Regions from separate parts of the Homo sapiens genome. Here regions 1, 3 and 4 are each linked to region 2. A link is a contact called in ENCODE Hi-C or POLR2A ChIA-PET data. All regions are on one chromosome and are shown on one strand. Each heading gives the region's core, a stretch centred on a gene start or an enhancer-like site at or near the end of the contact. The rest is flanking DNA. Distances are from core to core; before and after follow the strand shown. Region 1 holds the start of LINC03085 (long intergenic non-protein coding RNA 3085). Region 2 holds the start of ZNF726 (zinc finger protein 726). Region 3 holds the start of ZNF254 (zinc finger protein 254). Region 4 has its middle 33 kb from the start of ZNF254.

What was found. Hi-C counts contacts between places; a loop is a spot of excess contacts on that map. ChIA-PET counts read pairs that join two places held with the same protein, here RNA polymerase II (POLR2A). Pooled maps may share reads with other maps.
Region 1: a pooled map shows a loop between it and region 2 (2.0-fold over the local background). The contact joins the promoter of LINC03085 here to the promoter of ZNF726 in region 2. A Hi-C loop is called at or near these places in 1 of 50 pooled maps. POLR2A ChIA-PET finds 5 or more read pairs at or near these places in 3 of 52 experiments (OCI-LY7, WTC11 and activated naive CD4-positive, alpha-beta T cell).
Region 3: a map of B cell shows a loop between it and region 2 (21-fold over the local background). The contact joins the promoter of ZNF254 here to the promoter of ZNF726 in region 2. A Hi-C loop is called at or near these places in 6 of 168 maps with a recorded cell type or tissue (B cell, CD8-positive, alpha-beta T cell, naive thymus-derived CD4-positive, alpha-beta T cell and 1 more), 8 of 37 single-sample maps with no recorded cell type and 16 of 50 pooled maps. POLR2A ChIA-PET finds 5 or more read pairs at or near these places in 18 of 52 experiments (B cell, CD4-positive, alpha-beta T cell, CD4-positive, alpha-beta memory T cell and 13 more).
Region 4: a map of PC-3 shows a loop between it and region 2 (4-fold over the local background). The contact joins the enhancer-like site here to the promoter of ZNF726 in region 2. A Hi-C loop is called at or near these places in 1 of 168 maps with a recorded cell type or tissue (PC-3) and 5 of 50 pooled maps. POLR2A ChIA-PET finds 5 or more read pairs at or near these places in 2 of 52 experiments (BJ and activated naive CD4-positive, alpha-beta T cell).

What each region holds. Positions count from the first base shown.
Region 1 is chr19:24,145,185-24,147,884 of GRCh38, forward strand. LINC03085 (long intergenic non-protein coding RNA 3085) reads left to right here and starts at 1,291. Exons shown (of 1, transcript NR_186350.1): 1 at 1,291-1,897.
Region 2 is chr19:23,913,439-23,916,138 of GRCh38, forward strand. It overlaps ZNF726 (zinc finger protein 726), which reads left to right and starts at 1,448. Exons shown (of 4, transcript NM_001244038.2): 1 at 1,448-1,559. The coding sequence starts at 1,557.
Region 3 is chr19:24,085,767-24,088,466 of GRCh38, forward strand. ZNF254 (zinc finger protein 254) reads left to right here and starts at 1,421. Exons shown (of 4, transcript NM_203282.4): 1 at 1,421-1,571. The coding sequence starts at 1,542. RefSeq lists enhancers at 1,467-1,546, 1,597-1,646, 1,707-1,796.
Region 4 is chr19:24,053,295-24,055,994 of GRCh38, forward strand. It overlaps a transcript of ZNF254 not described here. Among named protein-coding and RNA genes, the nearest start is that of ZNF254, 33 kb to the right of the region's middle. Within about 2 kb of position 1,322, at least 5 of the 41 ENCODE cell types and tissues checked have a DNase peak (open chromatin) inside an H3K27ac peak, as active enhancers do; they include PC-3, where a contact is called at or near this core.

The sequences.
Region 1 (2,700 bases), core at 41-2,540, 230 kb after region 2:
ACCTGTTAGTTTTATACTTTTGTATGTTTTAATGATGGTGAATATCAATCTTTTGTTTTTCTATTAGAAGTACCGGCCTGGCACAATGGCTCATGCCTGAAATCTCAGCACTTTGGGAGACTGAGGTGGGTTGATCACCTGAGGTCAGGAGTTTGAGACTAGCCTGGCCAACATGGTGAAACTCCGTCTCTACTAAAAATTCAAAAATTAGCTGGGTGAGGTGGCGGGTGCCTGTACTTTCAGCTACTTGGGAGGCTGAGGCAGGAGAATCACTTGAACCTGGAAGGCAGAGGTTGCAGTGAGCCGAGATTGTGCCATTGCACTCCAGCCTGGGCAACAAGAGCAAAACTGTCTCAGAAAAAAAAAAAAAAAAAAAAAAAAGAAATCCCTGACATCTTTTATAGACCCAGTCTAGTGGTAATTAGTTTCCCCAGCATTTATTTGTCAGGGTAAGACTATTTCTTCTTCATTTGTGAAGGTTAATTTACCTTGATGTAAAATTTTTGGCTGGCACTTTTATTTCAACACTCTCTAAGTGCCATTCCATTATCTTCTGGCCAGTAAAGTTTCTGTTGAGAAGTGTGCTTTTAGTCTGATGTGGTTTTCTTTATAAATGACTAGATGCTTTTCTTTTGCTGATTTTATAATTAGTTATTTCATTTCGACTTTAGAAATTCTGGTTATCATGTGCCATGATGAAGTCTGTTTTGCAATTTATTTTACTGGTGATTGCTGAGCTTCCTGTATATGTATGTCTAATTCTATTGCTAGACTTGGAAATTTTTCATCATTTATTTTCTTAAATAGGTTTTCTAAACTTTTTCATGTTTTTTTCTTTCTAAGAAACACTGATAATTTTTATGTTTAGTCACTTTATGTAGTCAGAAACATCTCAAAGTTTTCGTTCGTTTTTTAAAATTCTTCTTAGTTTTGTCTGAGTAGATTATTTTAAAAGACCCATTTAAAGGTCTGAAAATTCTGTTTATGCCTTTTCAGTCTACTATTGGATCATTGAATGTATTTTCTTTTTCCTTCAGTAAATCTTTCAGTTCCATAATTTTGTTTTGGTTTCTTTTAAAAGATATTTATCTCCTTGGCACATTTCCCATTCATACTCTAAATTTATTTATTTATTTTTGTATTGGTTTTTAGATTTCTTTTGCATCTCTTTGAGCTTCTTTAAAATCTATATTTTGAAGCCTTCTAAAAGTCTTTTAAAGTCCTTTCAATTATTTTTTTTTTCTTGGAATACTGGAGAATTATTGTGTTCCTTTGAAAGTGTCATAAACCTTGCTTTTCTGTGTTTTCTCTGTCTTTATGTGTCTTTATATTGATTTCTGCACATCTGGAGAAACAGTTGTTTCATTTTTTTAAATTTACATTCACTGGAGGAAGCTTTTTTTTTTGTTTTTTGAAGTTATTACCATGATGTTTATCACATAGAACCATTTGGCTTTAATTTTGGATTTGTGCAGAGGGAAAGACTGGATAAGTTTCTTGAGTATAAACAAATATATACACACACACACACACACACAGAAACATGTTTCTGTGTGTGTGTGTATATATACACACACATATATATATATATATATATCACAAATTTTGGCTTAGGAGTCATCTTTTCTCTTAGGTTGATTTTTAATTCTAACTCCCAGAAAACAATTAATTTATCTTTGTTTTATTTGTCATTGAGGCCCAGCAAACCTGAAGTAAAAGGGTGAGAAGGTAGGGTGGGTGCTGGATAATGAGAAATTACTTAAGGGTTATAATGTAAATTATTTGAATGATGGATACCCTAAAAGCCCTGACTTCGCCACTATGCAGTCTATGCATGTAACTAAATTACATTTGTACACAACACTTTTGTAAAAATAAATTAAAAAGAACAACTAGAGTTTGCTATCTTGCTTATTCATACATACAAATACATCATAAATGTTTCCCATGACATTATTATTGATACAGGAGTTAAAAAGAAATTATTTAGGCAGATAGTGAGTGAGGGCAAGAAAGTCCTTCGTAAAGCTTTCCTTTTAATAAAAAGCAGCCCACAAATTATTTCTTTTTTAACAAAGAACAGCCTGTAAAATCAAGCTCCAAACATCGATAAGCAAGCTGAAAGCTTGCATGAATAAATGTCGGCAGCTGTGCCAATAGGAAAAGGGACTAACTGCGGACGGCGCATGTTTAAAATGGTGACACCCTCTTCCCATTTCCTTGTTAACCACATGTACAGTAAGAAGCAGGCAACAGGGTGCTGGCAAATGCTCCATTTGCATAATAGAAGATTAGGGTGGAGCAGCCAGATTCCTTGTGTGCTGTGTAAACTTTCTTTATTTTATTTTATTTTATTATTATACATTAACGTTTAGGGTACATGTGCACAATGTGCAGGTTAGTTACATATGTATACATGTGCCATGCTGGTGTGCTGCACCCATTAACTCGTTATTTAGCATTAGGTATATCTCCTAATGCTATCCCTTCCCCCTCCCCCAAGCCACAACAGTCCCCAGAGTTTGATGTTCCCCTTCTTGTGTCCATGTGTTCTCATTGTTCGATTTCCACCTATGAATGAGAACATGTGGTGTTTGGTTTTTTGTCCTTACGATAGTTTACTGAGAATGATGATTTCCAATTTCATCCGTGTCCCTACAAAGGACATGAACTCATCATTTTTGATGGCTGCATAGTATT
Region 2 (2,700 bases), core at 198-2,697:
GTAACTTATTTACTGAGTGGGCACAGACTTCATCCTGTCTACATAATCGAACAAACTGTTGTGTATGTAGACATTTAAACAGAGACTCAAAAGGAAACCTATGCTTTGATCAAAACCAAATGTTTTGTGTGTGCTCCAGACTATTTACATAACATAACCCAGGGCATAAAAGTTTTATGCACTCACATCTCTGCCATTTATGTGCTATCAGTGAACCATATATCAGTTTGGTTCTAACAACTGCCCACTTCTTGAAAGGCTTTCCTGTTTAGTTTACGTGGAATAATTTTACTAATTTTGCTTTGCTGTTGTGGAATATATTGTGGTTGTACTCTTTGTGTAGGAATGCAAGACAAGCTCACTAAATGCTTTCTTAAATTGGACGCTTATTAATCTTCTAGACATCACCTTCTTTTGGAACTAGAAGTTATGAACGACCTTCACCATACCAACACTGTCTGACTGAATTTCTCTCTACCCTGAATGCAAGAGACCAATGGTTAGGCAGGAATATTATCGCCCCTAATCAGCCTGAAAAAGTTACAGAAGACGAATCTTTGTCTCTCTGCAACTCTTAGGATTAAGGGTCCTCTTGTAAAGGAAGGCGAAAAATATGTCAGAATCATTTGAACCAGAGCGACTCCGTTTTGAGAGAGAGCTAGGAAAATGACGCTGAGACTCGCTGGGCTGCATTCTCAGTAAGTTAGGCATTCCTAGCCTCTAGATATTTATGGTTAAGGAAATGAATTAATAATGTTTACTAAGCAGAACCAGACGGAGGAGTGTCCAGATATTCCAACATCTGGGGAATAAAGGTATTCCTAATTTTGCTTTAAAGATAATATCGAGTCGGCCAGGCATGGTGGCTCACGACTGTAATCCTAGCATTTTGGGAGGTCGAGGCGGGTGGATCTCCTGAGGTCAGAAGTTCGAAACCAGCCTGGCTAACGTGGCGAAACCCCATCTCTACTAAAAAAAACCAAAAAACAAAAATTAGCCCGGTGTGGCTGTGTGCACCTGTAGTCCCAGCTACTATGGAGGCTGAGGCAGGAGAATCGCTTGATCCCGGAAGGCGAAGGTTGCAGTGAGCCGAGATCGCGCCATTGCACTCCAGCCTGGACAACAAGAGCGAAACTTTGTCTAAAAAAAAAATTATTCACATATTTAATACGTTGAAAAAAAGACAGCAAAGAAGAGAGAAAATTTTTCCGTGTTCTGAGATGGGCCTCGTTCAGCTCCGGGAGGAAGCCCCGCCTGAAAAGGCTGAGGCTTAGGCTGTCAATCTTTCTTCATTCAGCCCAACGTCTGATGACATCTTCTGTCACTCAGGGCCTTAGAAAGCGGGGTTCTTAAACGTTATCCAATCAGAGACGCTGTCCTGGGAACTGTCCAATCAGGCACGCAGCTGGAGCGAACAGGGCGGCTTCCGGGATTTGGCGGGGCCTTTGTCTCTATCTGCGGCCGGAGCTCCAGGTCTCGTCCTCACTACTCTGTGTCTTCTGCTTTTAGGGGCGCAGCCTCTGTGGCCCTGTGACCTGCCCCCTGGAAGCCTAGAAATGGTGAGAGTGCCGGGTGCGACATCCCAAGAGAGGGAACGGGGCTGGCTGGAACCGGTGGGAAGCGGCAGTGGCGGGACTCAGGCCTCCTCGCTGTCAGTTTTACAATCTGCGCCCGAGTTGTTGCCCAGCTCGGCCTCAGTCCCTTCAGCCTTAAGATGGCGGCTGCGCTGACAGCCGGGCTCCCGGGCGTTCTGTCTCTTCACTGCGCAGTGACTGTGCCCTGGCCTGGAGCCCTCTTTGGGCAGCTCTGCACCAGTAGCCCCGCGTCTCTCCCAGATTGTGCAGGGACCATGGGAGGAACGTCAGGGCAGAATCCTGACTCCGGGTGCGGGCTCATGAATGGGAAGAGCTTTGGTCCGTGGGGTTTTCAGGCCATTTTTTCCTATTAAAAATTTATGGGCCTCACTGCAAAAACATTAAATAATTTAAAGTGTGATTCAAAAATTTTAGAGCACCTTGCTGTGGTTTCTAATTTGTATTCCATGGAAGGAAAGGTTTTTATAAGTTTCATCATAAAACCAAATTCCGTAATTGGCTAGGTACGGTTATGTAGATTTTGTTGTTATTTTGTTGTTGTTGTTTTGTTTTCATTTTCTTTTTTTTTTGAGGCAGAGTCTCTGTTGCCCAGGCTGAAGTGCAGTTTCGTGATCTCGGCTCACTGCAACCTCCACCTCCCGGGTTCAAGCGATTTTTCTGCCTCAGCCTCCCTAGTAGTTGGGACTACAGGCGCCTGCCACCACATTTGGCAATTTTTTTTATTTTTAGCGGAGACGGGGGTTTCACCGTGTTGGTCAGGCAGGTCTCGATCTCCTGACCTCAGGTGATCCACCCACCTCGGCCTTCCAAAGTTCTGGGATTACAGGCGTGAGCCACTGCCCCCGTCCTAGTTCTTAATTTTTACAATCAAGGTGGAAATATCATGGTTATGTAATCAGAGCTTAATTGGCAGTTTATAGTTGGTTAAGCGTTAAGCCTGAATTTTGTTTCTGCCAATGTAGTAATTTACAAAAAAATGCTCTTGAGTTTAGACTTTTTTTTTAGAAGTAGAAATCCAGGGACTAGAGCCACCTCAATCTAATTTCCTGCCACTTAATGGTTTTCACACTCCACAGGGGACTGATTTTTTCCCTGAATTTTTCAC
Region 3 (2,700 bases), core at 171-2,670, 170 kb after region 2:
CCTGGAAATAAAAAAACAGTGTATAAACAAAAGCAAAATATGCTTTTGATGAAGAAAGTTAGAAACATTTTGTCTACTTTGAAATTATTTAAAGGTTGTTTCAAATTGAAAATATAAAAATAATGTAGATTAAAATACAACATAAAAATTTAAAAAATGGCCAGGCACGATGGCTCACGCCTGTAATCCCAGTAATTTGGGAGGCTGAGGCGGGTGGATTACCTGAGGCCAAGAGTTCGTGACCAGCCTGGCAACATAGTGAAACCCCGTCTCTACTAAAAATGCAAAAAATTAGCCAGGTTTGGTGATGCACGCCTGTAATCCCAGCTACTCGGGAGGCTGAGGCAGGAGAATCGCTTGAACCCAGGAGGCAGAGGTTGCAGTTAGCCAAGATGGCGCCACTGTACTCCAGCTTGGGCGACAGAGCTAGACTTCGTCTAGACAAAAAATAAAAAATAAAAAAAAGTATAAGAGATCATAAAATATGTATAAAAATCTAGAATGGTCAAAAAGACAAATTTGATGGACTTTATTTTTGTTATTTTATTTTATTTTTTGAGACAAAGTCTCGCTCTGTCGCCCAGGCTAGGGTGCAGTGGCAGGATCTTGACTCACTGCAACCTCAGCCCCCCGGGTTCAAGGAATTCTGCTGCCTCAGCCACCCGAGAAGCTGGGGTTATAGGCGTGCGCCACCATGCCCAGCTAATTTTTTTTTCTTTTATTTTTTTGAGACGGAATTTTACTCTTGTTGTCCAGGCTGGAGTGTAATGACGCGATCCACGCTCACTGCAGCCTCCACCTCCCAGGTTCAAGCAGTTCTCCTGCCTCAGCCTCCCGAGAAGCTGGTATTACAGGCACGTGCCACTACGCCCAGCTAATTTTGTATTTTTAGTAGAGATGAGGTTTCACCATGATAGTCAGGCTGGTCTCCAACACATGACCTAATGTGATCCGCCCGCCTTGGCCATCGAAAGTGCTGGGATTACAGGCGTGAGCCACCGCGCCCAGCTGATGGATTTACTTATAACGGTTTATCAAATTAGCTTTAGTGCTGATAATACATTATTACTAAAGTAAAAGTTGATTTTCTCTTGAACAAAAATTATATGTATTATTAATATACATAAAATATGTTTGTTCACATTTTGAATACATTGAAAAAGAGAGAGAGCAAAAAAGATATAGAATTTTCCCATGCTCTGGGGTGGGCCTGGCTCAGCTCAGGGAGGAAGCCCTGCCCGATAAGGCTGCAGCTTAGGCTGTCACTCTTTCTTCAGCCTAGGGTGTGATCACATCTTCTATCACTCAGGGTCTGAGTAGGCGGGGCCTTAAACGTTATCCAACTAGGGACGTTGGGCTGGGAACTGTCCAATCAGGCACACAGCTGGACTGGACAAAGCGGCTTCCGGGATATGGCGGGGCCTTTGTCTCTCGCTGTCGCCGGAGTCCCAGGTCTGTCTTCACTGCTCTGTGTCCTCTGCTCCTAGAGGCCCAGCCTCTGTGGCGCTGTTACCAGCAGGTATTGGAGATCCACAGCTAAGATGCCAGGACCCCCTAGAAGCCTAGAAATGGTGAGAATGCCAGTCCGACATCCCGAGAGAGGGGAGGGGGCTGGTTGGAACTGGTGGGAAGCGGCTGTGGCGGGACTCAGGCCTCCCCCCAGTCAGCTCCACAATCTGCGCCCAGCTCGACCTCAGTCCCCTTCAGAAATAAGATGGCGGCTGCGCTGACAGCCAGACCCCCAGGAGTCCTGTTTCTTCCCTGCGCAGTGACTGTGCCCTGTCCTGGAGCCCTCTCTGGGCAGCTGTGGACCCGCAGCCCCGCGTCTCTCCCAGATTGTTCAGGGACCCGGGGAGGGTCGTCAGGGGAGAATCCTGACTCGGGTTGCGGGTTCATGAACGGGAAGAGCTTTGGTCTGTGGGGTTCCCAGGCCCTCTTTTTTCCCATTAAAAATTTATGGGCGTCACTGCAAAAATATTAAATACTTTAATAAAAGAATGATTCAAAAATTGTACCACACCCAGCTGTGGTTTGTACTTTTGTGGTCCATGGAAGGGGCCTGAAGAAAAGATTGTTACAAGGTTCATGATAAAGAAAACCAAATTCAATAATTGGCTAGGTACAGCAATCTAGGTTGTCGTTTTTTTTTTTTTTTTTTCTTTTTTTTGAGACAGAGTCTCACTTTTTTGCTCAGGCTGGAGTGCAGTGGTGTGATCTCGACTCACTGCAACCTCCGCCTCTTGGGTTCAAGCGATTCTCCTGCCTCAGCCTCCCTAGTAGCTGGGACTACAGGCGCCCGCCACCACAATTTTTTTATTTTTAGTAGAGACGGGGTTTTACCATGTTGGCCAGGCTGGTCTCCAACTCCTGACCTCAGGTGATCCACCCACCTTGGCCTCCGAAAGTGCTAGGATTACAGGCGTGAGCCACCGTGCCCAGCCTCGTTTCTTAATTTTTACATTTAAGGTGGGAATATCCTGGTTATGTAATCAGAGCTTAATTGTCAGCTTATTCTTGGTTAAGCAAGAATTTTGTTTCCGCTAATGTAGTAATTTACCAAAAAATGCTCTTGAGTTTAGATTTTTTTTTTAGAAGTAGAAATCCGGGGACTAGAGCCACCTCAATCTAATTGCCTGCCACTTAATTATTTTCACACTCCACAGGGGACTGCTTTTTTCCTGAAATTTTCACATGTATCCC
Region 4 (2,700 bases), core at 72-2,571, 140 kb after region 2:
CTTACACCCAACATACAGAGGGTATTTTGTCTCATACCTAGAACTAAGAAATGTGTGAAATTGTTAATCTCATACCTCGACCTTAATTCAGGTGTGTTTGTGACATACACCTTTTTTAAGCACCTAAGTAATTTGACTCTCCTGCCTGGGCCCAACGTACAGATGGGATTGTGCCATATTTCTGGACCCAGCATTTAGGTGATGTGAGTCTATTCTCTTGTCTTAGTGCTTTCCACAGAGAACACTGGACATATCACAGGGCCTAGTGCCCAGGTGATATGACTTTCCTCTACTTCCTAGGCTTTTCCTAAGAAGGGATTGTAATATATTGCTGGGTCAGAACCTAGGTCGTGTGACTCTCCTGTGCTGCCTGGTTCCTCTTGTACATTGTGTATTGTGACATGTGGCTTGTTCTAACACCTCGATGATGTGAATCTCCTGCATGGGCCCTGTCCACAGAGGTATTATAACATATCTTTTTATTCATCACCTAGATGATGTAACTCTTTTCTATCTGGGCCCTGCCAAAAGGGAGGATTGCGGCATATCACTGGACCCAGCATCTAGGTGATGTGATTCTCCTGTTTTCCCTGGGCCTCAAATATTTTGGATATTGTAAAATATTGCTAGGCCCACTACCTATGGGATTGCATGCTCCTGCCTGGGCTCTGCCCACAGGGACCTTGTGACATATATCTGCGTCCATGACCTAAAAGGTGACACTTCTTGCCTGCACTGTGCCCTGAACAGGAAATATTGTGACATATCCCTGGAACCAGACACCAGGTGATATGGCTCTTCTGCCCCTGTCTTGCCCCCAGGGAGCATTGTGACATAGTGCTTAGCTCAGCACCCAGGTGATGTGACTCTGTTGCCTGTGCTGTGCTTTCAGGAGAGAATTGTAACATATCCCTGGCTGAGCACCCAGGTGATATGACACTCCTGCTTGTTTCCTTCCCTCGGGGAAGATTGTGAGATACCTTGGCTGAAATCCCAGGTGATGTAACTCTCTTGCTAACTCCCTACCTACAGGTTAAATGGTGACATATACTATAGTCAGCTTATAAGTGGAATGATGACTCTCATACCTCTAGTCAGCTATTGGAAGAAATACTGTCTCTCATAGCTCGACTTAGATAAATGAGTCACTTCCTTGGTCTTCTCTTTTTATGAAGGTCATAAAGAATTGCCACACTCTAACATATTGTATAATGCCCTCGAGTGTTACAAACGTGTTATCCCAGGGCACACAGCACAAAGGTGAGATTGTTTCTTATATGCACACCTCACCAATTATTAGGATTATCACCCTCACACAGGGAAAGAGCCTATGGCTGAAGTCTTGAATCTCAAATGCAAACAGAATCTCAAATGCAAACACTGTCCACAGTTGGAATTGTGACTCATGTATGAGCCTCCAACCACAGTTGAGATGGTGACACATTTCTAAACTCAGAACATAGCAGATGAGGACTCTACTCTCTTAAACCCAACAAATTAAGAGAGATGTTGACTAATACCTGGGCTTAGGGCCACAAGTATGGTCATGGGTGCTTACAAACATGATTTTAGAGTAAATTGTGCCTCTCATTTATACTGGATAAAGCCTTTGAGTAGTATAGTGTACTAACCAGGCGCAGTGGCTCACGCCTGTAATCCCAGCACTTTGGGAGGCCGAGGTGGGTGAAACGAGGTCAGGAGTTCAAGACCAGCCTGACCAACATGTTGAAACCCCATCTCTACTAAAAAATACAAAAAATTAGCTGGGCATGGTGGTGGGCACCTGTAATCCCAGCTACTTGGGAGCCTGAGGCAGGAGAATTGCTTCAACCCGGGAGGTGGAGGTTGCATTGAATTGAGATCATGCCACTGTACTCCAGCCTGGGTGATAGTGCGAGACTCTGTCTCACCAAAAAAAAAAAAAAAAAAAAAAAAAAAGAGTGTACTAACAAGACCCAGCACACAGAGGAGATTTTCTCTTTTTCTTTTTCTTTTTTTCTTTTGAGATGAAGTCTTGCTCTGTCACCCCAGCTGGAGTGCAGTGGCGCGATCTCAGCTTACTGCAATCTCCACCTCCGGGTTCAAGTGATTCTCCTGCCTCAGCCTCCTGAGTATCTGGGATTACAGGCACATACCACCATGCCCGGCTAATTTTTGTACTTTTAGTAGAAACAGGGTTTCACCATGCTGGCCAGGATGGTCTCAATCTCCTGACCTCGTGATCCACCTGCATCAGCCTCCCAAAGTGCTGGGATTACAGGTGTGAGCCACTGCAGCCGGCCTGGAGATTTTCACTGTTATATGAACACCCATCAAAAAGTATACATCATCATATTCTCACATAAACACAGCCCACTTTTGAAGTTCTGGATCACACCTAGAGGAAGTCAAAGGTGGAAAAATTGACTCTTATATATGGATCCAGTCCATAGGTGAGTTGGTGACACTCAGAGCAAGATTCAGCATGCGTATGAGGCTGTGACTTCACTAATTAGACAAAGTCCACAGGAGGAGTATAGGCTGTCAGGTACAAATTTAGTTCACTGTTGACATTGTAACTCCTGTTCTTAGACACAACATATAGGAAGGGTTAACCTCCTTTACCTAAAACCGGAACATGTGTGGGATTGTTAATTTCATCTCTGCACCTTCCCACAGGTTTAATTGTAACATTTTTCTCTGCCCAGCACCTGAGTGATC